Linked DNA regions of Homo sapiens: region 1 is linked to region 2. A link is a contact called in ENCODE Hi-C or POLR2A ChIA-PET data. All regions are on one chromosome and are shown on one strand. Each heading gives the region's core, a stretch centred on a gene start or an enhancer-like site at or near the end of the contact. The rest is flanking DNA. Distances are from core to core; before and after follow the strand shown. Region 1 holds the start of LINC03026 (long intergenic non-protein coding RNA 3026). Region 2 holds the start of CDK20 (cyclin dependent kinase 20).

Region 1 (4,540 bases), core at 1,876-4,375, 100 kb after region 2:
TTGCACATTCATGTGACATGTGCACACATACGGACATGCGCAGACATGCACGTGTGTGCACATGCCGGGCAGTGTGAAGGTGATAGATTATTTCAACAACTCTTCTATCAAGACAATACCAACTGTTATGCCAATCCAGGAATTCATGGGACAATTTTTAAAGGCAAAATTTAGGCTGGCATGGTGGCTCATGCCTGTGGTCCCAACACTTTAGGAGCTGAAGTGGGAGGACTGCTTGAGGCCAGGAGTTTGAGACCAGCCTGGGCAACACAGCGCGACCTCTTCTCTATAAAAAAATCAGCTGGGTGTGCTGGCACCCACCTGTAGTCACAGTTACTCAGGAGGCTGAGACGTGAGGATCGCTTGAGCCCAGGAGGTAGAGAGGCTGTAGTGTGCTATGATCACACCATTCCACTCCAGCCTGGGTGACAGAGAGAGATCCTATCTCAAAAAAAATTTTTTTTAACAATAAGCATTTTTAGATTTTTGGGGAGTTCCTTTCAAAATTCAAAATTTTAAGTAATAATACACTTATCGAGCTTCTGTATTTATCAACCTCGATTTCTTTTGCAGTGGCTTTCCATTATAAAAGAGGAAGGTTTAGCTGATTAAGGCTACTTGTCTTCTTCCTCCTACTTTGCTGTGCTTATTATTATACTTAGTTTTCCTATAGGTTAACTAGATTTAAGCAATATGCTTGAACTTGAATTTCTTGTTCTGTAAACTTAGACTGTATTAACTGCCACACCACGATGTGAATGAGGCTCTTAGCCCCCCTACCCTACCCTCTTTCCCCCCTGCCTCTGTATCTTATCTTCTTCCAGTTAGACACGTATTTATTTTTTTACTGATAGACTTTTTCTTCATTTTTAACAGCTGGTATTTTTAACATGCTACATATTTCACCCATTGTCAGTAAATCTGTAGAGTTGTGTAACCATCACTGCAATATAGTTTTAGAATATTTCCATCAGTTCAGTATACTTTTATTTCTCTATTGCCAAAGTAAATATCATTTAATCCAGTCCTCTAACCATATTTGAGTTTTCTGGGTTTCATCTATAAATTGATTGAATACGTAACACCAGAGTCTTATTAATACATTGTCTTGAAACATGTCCAGGGTAAAACTAAAGGCACAGAATTAATCAGAAAGCATTCCATTGAAAGTACCAATCAATAGAGTGAAATTAGACTTCAACAGCTGCAGCCTGTTACCGCCTAAGGATAGGTTGTATGAGGACTCAGGAGGACCTGTTGTTGAGGTTAGGATGAAATGTTTGTCTAAATTCCCTTGAGAACACCACGCTGTCCTGGGATAGAAAGCCAGGCTCTGCTCATTGCCCACTCCCCGCCTTCCCTCCCACCTCCCGCCCTTCTGATCCCATTAATTGCTCTTTTTGGCAGGGTCGAGTGGTGTCAAAGCAGACGTCTGCTCGGTGTGGCCGTATTTTTGTGAGCGGAGCTGCTTTTGTGAGCGCTGCGTCCCTGCAGCATCTCTGCACTGACGCGTGGAGTCGCCGAGAAGCTGCCTGGCGGCTCCAGCAGCCTCCACGCCTAGAGGGCTGCGCGTCCGGGATCGCAGCGCCTTAGCGTCTCCTTCCCGCCTCCCTCCGCCCTCCCGCCAGCGAGCGCGTGGCGCCCCGGAGGTGCAGGGTTGACCAGGGTGCACCCCTCTACTCCTAAGCCAACCTAGGCAGGGCCCTTCCAGTTTCTGCCGCAGCATTTCCAGCCCCTCGAGCCCCTGCAGCTCCTGAGGGTAGCTCAGCAGCCAGCCCAGCGCACCCTCTTCCGGGGCTAGCGCGCACTCCCTCGGCTCTGCTTGCGGTCCCTCGGTGTCCTTCTGCCCCTGGCAGAAGCTCTCACACCACCCTCCCTTCATTTCCCCTGCCGGGCGGGGCTCGCTATTCAGCTCCCTGTGCTCAGTCTGACCCCTCAGCCTGCTGTACCCGCAGGCTCTGCGGAATGAGCCCGGGCCCCAGCCCTTGCCCTCCCGCCCGCCACCACGTCCCTCCTCCCGCCTGGAGCTTCCAGGGCCCTGCCGCGGGCCCCTGCATCTCCCGCCAGGCCGTCTCTCTCTGCCTCCGTCTCCTGCAGCCCAGCTCCGCCTCATTCTCCATTCCTCGCCCAGAAACCTGTACATTCTGTCCGCGGTCGCCGCCTGCGGTTCCTCCACGTCACGCAGGCAGACGCCAGGCTCCGCCAGCTCACAGAACTGCTCTTGCCGAACCCCGAAGGCCTCCACCTGGTTGACCTTGGCAGCCAGCCCGGCCTTCCTTGGCAGTCAGCCCGGCCCTCCTCGGTCCTGACTTTGGGGCCGCTGCCTCCCGCCAGCTCTGTCTTCGCCTGGTTTCAGGGCCCGCACCGCCTTTGCCGGTACGGCCTCATGGCCCGACCCCTGGCCTCCAGACCCCAGGATCTCCCCCAACACACCGGCCCCTGCCCAGGCCACCCGTGTCAGCTCGGGGCACCTCTATCCTTGCACTTGTTCAGACCTCCAGTGACCTCTGAGTCTTCTCTCCCCCAGTTTTCACATCCCACCCTCCAGCGTCCTCCTTTCTCAAGAAGGATCTAGATTCCAACCCGCTCTCATCCCCCACGGTGCTACCTGCCAGTTCTCTCTGCCTCTAGGGTGTCCTTGCTTCCCCTCCTGGGCCTGGCTGGGATCCTTGTAATGTGGTGTGTGTGCTCCCGACGGTTGGCTTCCATCTATGAAAAGGCCAACATCAGGAAGCTGCCTAGGAGGCCGCCTGGCCCACGACCTTTCTAACCCATGTCCACCTACTCCCACCCTCCACCCGGTGATCATGGCCTCCCCTCCCCCCACCCTTCAAACCTGCCTCCAGGTCCCCCCCAGGGCCTTTGCACCAGTTAGTCCCTGTCTTAGCTCAGGGTGCCGTAACAGAATCCAGACGGGGCAACTTAAACAACAGAAACGCATTTCTCACAGCTCTGGAGGCTGGAAGTCCAACATCAAGGTGCCTATAGATTCCATGGCTGGTGAGGCTTCTCTCCTTGGCTTGCAGACGGTCTCCTTCTGGCTGTGTCCTCTCATGGGAGAGGGGAGAGGGGAGGGAGAGAGGGAGACAGAGGGAGCGGGGGAGGGGAGATATCCCTAGCGCTTCTTCCTGTTCCTATAAGGACACAGTTCTATTGGATCAGAGCCCACCCTATGACCTCACTTAACCTTTATTACCTCCTTATAGGTTCTGCCTCCAAATGCAGTCACACTAGGGGTTAGAGCTTCAACATACAAATTTTGTGAGGACACAGTTTAGTCCATAACTTTCCCTCTGCCCAGGTGGCTCTCCCTTGAATATCTGCAAGGCTGACCTGTCCACCCCTTGAACTAGGCCGTATGTCGCTGGAGTCCTCTTTACTACAACCACCTGGAGTTGGGGAAGTAGCCATCATGTAGGAAAAATTAGCCTGTGATTGTTGGTGGATGCTGGGTAGTATAAAACAGAGGTAAAACCAACAACAACAGACTAAAAAGCCCAGATGGCCACAAGTTCAGTTGCCATTTGTAGCAGGAGATGGACATTGGTGCATCCACCCGACACCACATTTCCAAGGATGCTGCATTCCCAAGTGAGCTGCCAGACCAAAATACAGACGGTGCTGATTTAAACATCTGTGATGAAGCAGTGAGCAGTTACACATGGCGAGAAGGAGGAAGGTTAAGGAGCTTTGAGAGGAAGACTTCTGTAGGCAGCCGTGTGCTGTGAGCCCCTCCTCCTGCCTTGTCAAGGGCTTGGGTAGGGGGAGCTTGTCTTCTTGCCTCAGGCTCGGTGAAGTTCAGCTCAACTGAACCTCTGGAGTTTGGGGGATGCAATGGCTGGGGGATAACTCCTGCCCAGGGAAACACAGAGGGCAAAACAGATGGGCTGGCAAACTGCTCCTTGGTGGGAAGGTGTGTGGGGAGGTGTTTCTAGGCACCAGTATGAGCCAGCTTACTTCTGGATCCATGTGAATGACATTTCTTTTTTCCCTTTGCTTCATCCCTCCACGTGCTCCAACCTGGGGGACCATGGAGCACTGTTGGCAGGTGAGCAGAGAAGGAACCAGGAAAGAGAAAAGGACCACATGAGGCCTTTCCAAAATCACTGTTTTGGAGAATGATTTATGTACAAGTTGCACCTATTTTAAGTGTGCAGTTGCTAAGTTTTGACGAATATGCACCACCAGAGAGGAAATTCAGAATGTTTTCATTGCCCCAGAAAGCTCCCTGGTCCTCTGCAGTCATACAGGATGCCCACAGGCCACCACATGCTGTTACTAAGGTGTGCAAAATGCCATTGCCTCCCTCTAATTTCAGTGTGCTTTCTTTGTTTTACTTTATCCGGGTCAAAAAAAACCTTGGGGCTGGAGGTGAGCAACTTTCAATTAGACCTGAGCCCTCCTACCATATTTTCCTTCCCTGAGGCCCCATGGACCTTCTTGGGACTTGTGTATTCTCTGCAGGAAGGGGACATATTGGGTTAGTTACCGTGTGTCCCACAGCCTGGCTCTGAACTTGGTGCTTAGCAGGGAAACTCAA
Region 2 (4,356 bases), core at 609-3,108:
CATTCTGATGAGTGGTGATGATGACTTGGGCAAGGAGCAAATCTAGAGTATGTTTTAAAGTTAGAACCTTCAGAATTGCTGACCAACTGGATGTAGGGACCATATCACCAGCTTCCTTATGGATCTCTCCACCTATCCCACACATGGCTGTCTGGAAGCCCTTTTATCTTCCTCAAAAAATCAAAATGGCCTGATTGCTGTTTTCGGATTTTTCAGGTAGTACACAACCATTTAACAGATCAAAACACATGCACACATTCAGGTAAGACATAAAATCCAACAGAAAAAGAACAAAAGAAAAATCCTACAGTCAATCTTAGAGTGTATTCTACCAGACTTTACAACAGATATGGCACACACAAATACACATTCACATATATAATATTTCCAAACAAAACCCAGATGACACAAAATTTTATAACATGCTTTTGTCATCCAATATATCATGCATATCTCCAGATCACAGAGACCCAACCCTGTTAACTCTCCAGGGAGTCAAATACATTCCCTATTTCGACATGGGTGAGAGAGAGCACCAAAAGAGTAATGACACTAGGGGTGAAAGATGCCCCTCTTCGTGTTCCAGCAGCCCCTCCCGGTACCCTATCACAGCACGAACCACACTAGGTGGGCCCTGTTGCCTCTGTCTCTTGTTAGCACACTTAAGTCCTCAGGAGCTGGGCTGGAGCTGGTTTCTCTGTGTCACCAGTGCCCAACACAGGGTAGAGCCTATGGGAGGTCCCAAGGGAAGAATGGACTCTCAATCAAACCTGGGCCAAACCCTCTACTGACTAACGGAGGGCCCAAGAGCTGGTGACATAACCTCCTCCTCTCACCTGAGAAACAGAGATCTGGAAACCTGCCTTGTACAGTAGTAAAGAGGTCTCAAAATGACAATGTATATAATGCCTGCAGAACACATCGGGAGCTCAATAGGTGCTAGTTACATTATAAATCACTACATGTTTTGAGAAAAAAAGTCGGTGAATGAATGAATACATTAAGAAATAAGTAGGCAAATGAGAGTGAATGTGTGAGAAATGAAAGAAATAGGTAAATAAAGGTGAACAAGTGGACAAAAAAGGGCAAAAGGGGGTAAGGAGGCAGATGAATGAGCAGTGTGTGTGAGTGACAGCGGGAGGAAATCCCTGAAAGCTGGTGAAGGCGTAGCTGGGAAAATGAAGGCACAAAGAAGTGGGAACGAGCGACTGAGGGTGAGAATACCATGCCCCCCCTCCCCTACTCACATACTGATTGTCCTCCATCTCCTGCAGAGCCTTAATCTCCCGCAGGGCCTGGTTAGGGAAGCCGTCCTCCAACCGCCTTAGGGCCACCTTCTTGAGGGCAACTATCTCGCCAGTCTGCAGGATAGAAGGCAGACACTGCCAGCCCACCCTCGGCTGGGAAAGAGAGATGAAGGTGGGTGAGGGGAAGGTGGTTGAGAGAGAGACACGCGCCCCCGGCTCGGCCAGAGGCCCTCCTCGGGGGTCTAGGACTAGCCTGGGACCCAGCCGCTGGGGTAGGGGACCAAGCCAGCTGTGCGGAGGGAAGCGCAACGGCCCAAAGTAGGTTTAGAATATGAGTAGGTTTTAAAAACTGTACTGGATGTAAAAAGGGAACCGAAACAGTTTAGAGCGTTAGCCGGAGGGTGGCGGGGGCACACCCCCGCCAGGCTGCCGGCCGCGGTCCAGCCTCACCTCCACGTGCTTGGCCTTGAAGACGATGCCGTGGGCGCCCTCCCCGATGCGGCCCAGGATGCAGTACTGGTCCATCCCGCTGCAGTCGTGGGCCTGTGCCCCTGTGCCCCTGAACTTCCAAACTCCACTTCTCCTCCACCCCACGCTGATCTGAGCTCGCACGCTGTTGCCTAGCAACAGCGCGGCAGCTGACCACTGGGGCGGTTCCTGTAGGCGACGTCACCAGGAGAACGGAAGCTGCGTCGAGTCAGGGGTGACAGCTCCGGGCCCCACTGCGCCTTTTCCTAGCCCTCCGCTGTCACGCAGCAGCAAGCTTAATCCCGCATAAAAAACGCATGCGCCGAGAGCGTGCCCGCAGCAGGGCCCACGGAACGATGACAGCAGGCACCTCCTATCTGCCCCCGCCCCCGGCGTCACGTGACTAGCTGCGCTGGTGCACGCAGCCGGGAGGGGCGGGCTCCTTCCCCTGGCAAGCCGGAAGCTCCGCACCTGTAAGTAGAGGTTCAGGCTTCGACCACGCGCAGGTGCTGTTTTCTAGCTCCGAAAGCCAGGCACTATTGATGCAGACAGACAGGTCCCGGGCTGCGTTGTGGAAAGAGGGTCTGTGGGTCCTCTTGTCTTAAAATGTCAGTTGGCTACGTGTACCCACAGATTTTTAAAAGGGCATACTCTGAGGGCCGGGCACGGTGGCTCACGCCTGTAATCCCAGCGCTTTGGGAGGCTGAGGCGGGCGGATCATCAGGTCAGGAGTTCGAGACCAGCCTGACCAACATGGTGAAACCCCGTCTCTATTGAAAATACAAAAAAAATTAGCCGGGCGTGGTGGCGTGCTCCTGTAATCCCAGCTACTCAGGAGGCTGAGGCAGAAGAATCGCTTGAACCCGGGAGGCAGAGGTTACAGTGAGCCGAGATTGCGCCACCGTACTCCAGCCTGGGTGACAGAGCGAGACTCTGTCTCAAAAACTAAAACTAAAAATAAAATAAAAGGGCATACTCTGACCCAGACAGGACAGAGTAGGCCTTAAACTTCTGAAAGGATGCTCAACTTCACATACAATAAACAAATGCAAACTAAAGTTACAGTTTTTCACATATTGGATGGCTAAAGATCTCAGGTCTAATAGTTCATTGACCAAGCTACGGGAAAACAAGCACTTTCATACATTGCTGGTGGCAGTATAATTTGACGATGTTGATCAAATCACAAATGCACAGACCCTCAGACTCAGCAAAGCCACTTCTAGCAATTTCCCCAATAGACACCTTTTACACATGTGAAATGACATGTACAAAGTTATTCCATTGCAACGTTGTTTCAACGGCAAACTATTGGAAACAACACAGATGTCCATCATTGTGGTGCCTCCTTCAAATGAGGTATTAAATCTTTTTATGTACAGCAATGGGAAGATTTCTAAAATAGGTTGTTAAATGAAAAAGGCAAGATGCAGGACAGAATGCATAGAGTACCACTGGCTGTGTAAACAAAAGGAGAAAAGAATATAAATAATGCTTGTACATCCATTACAAGATATCTGGAAAGATACACAAGATTTCCTGAGTGTGGTTACCTGGTGGAAGAGGGACTGGGAGGACAGGGGGACAGAATAGGAGGCAGACTTTTCACTGGGTCTCTTTACATTATTTGAGTTTTGAATATAATTTATTAATTTTCCAAAAAAGCAAATATTTTCTAGCTTAGAAATTTCACTTCTGGGTTAATAATTGCAGAAGAATGACTTGATGTCCATACAAAGTATTCCTCCTGTTTGATGATAGCAGAGATCTGAAAACAACCCAAATACCCAGATGGAAAAATGGCTAAGTTAAGTTAAGGGAGTGCCATAGAATGGAATAGTTTTTAGCATTAAAACTGGCGAAGATAGGCTGGGCATGGTGGCTCAGGCCTGTAATCCCAGCACTTTGGGAGGCCGAGTCCTACGGATCACTTGAGATCAGGAGTTTGAGACCAGCCTGGCCAACATGGCGAAACTCCCTGCCTGTACGAAAAATACAAAAATTAGCCGGGCATGGTGGCACTCGGCCTGTAGTCCCAGCTACTCAGGAGGCCGACGCGGGAGAATCGTTTGAATGGAGGAGGCGGAGGTTGCAGTGAGCCGAGATTGTGCCAAGGCACTCCACCCTGGGCGACAGAGCAAAACTTGGTCTCAAAAAAAACAAACAAAAAAAAAAAGATACAGTAGGGAAAGGATGGTCTTCACAAATAGTGCTGGGTCATTTGAGAAGTCATAAGGGGAAAATAATGTATATTGACCCCAGTCTCACACCATTCACAAAATTGATTCCAGATGGACTGCAATCTAAATATAAAAGGTAAATAATGAAGCTTTTAGAAGAAAATTATATCTTAATGGCTTTGGATTAATTCAAGATCCTTAGGTTACAGAATACACTAAAAGAAAAACAAAAATGAGAAATTGGCCTTCATCAATGCTAAGAATATCTATTCATCAAAAGATACCATTAGAGACCAGGCACAGTGGCTCACACCTGTAATCCCAACGCTTTAGGAGGCCAACATGGGAGAATCAGTTGAGGTCAGGAGTTCGTGACCAGCCCGGCCAACATGGTGAAACCCTGTCTCTGCTAAAAATACAAAAATTAGCCAGGCATGGTGGCATGCACCTGTCATCCCAGC

Evidence for each region. Hi-C counts contacts between places; a loop is a spot of excess contacts on that map. ChIA-PET counts read pairs that join two places held with the same protein, here RNA polymerase II (POLR2A). Pooled maps may share reads with other maps.
Region 1: a loop to region 2 is called in a map of PC-9, with 2.1 times the contacts of the local background. The contact joins the promoter of LINC03026 here to the promoter of CDK20 in region 2. A Hi-C loop is called at or near these places in 1 of 168 maps with a recorded cell type or tissue (PC-9) and 9 of 50 pooled maps. POLR2A ChIA-PET finds 5 or more read pairs at or near these places in 9 of 52 experiments (A549, CD4-positive, alpha-beta T cell, HCT116 and 6 more).

Annotation. Positions count from the first base shown.
Region 1 is chr9:88,074,775-88,079,314 of GRCh38, forward strand. It overlaps LINC03026 (long intergenic non-protein coding RNA 3026), which reads right to left and starts at 3,126. Exons shown (of 2, transcript NR_135138.1): 1 at 2,949-3,126. It overlaps LOC124902201 (syncytin-A-like), which reads right to left and starts at 3,126. Exons shown (of 7, transcript XM_047424307.1): 1 at 2,949-3,126; 2 at 2,609-2,709. RefSeq lists an enhancer at 1,824-2,374.
Region 2 is chr9:87,972,675-87,977,030 of GRCh38, forward strand. It overlaps CDK20 (cyclin dependent kinase 20), which reads right to left and starts at 1,859. Exons shown (of 8, transcript NM_001039803.3): 1 at 1,698-1,859; 2 at 1,248-1,361. The coding sequence starts at 1,772. LOC105376131 (a long non-coding RNA gene) reads left to right here and starts at 1,961. Exons shown (of 3, transcript XR_930088.2): 1 at 1,961-2,188.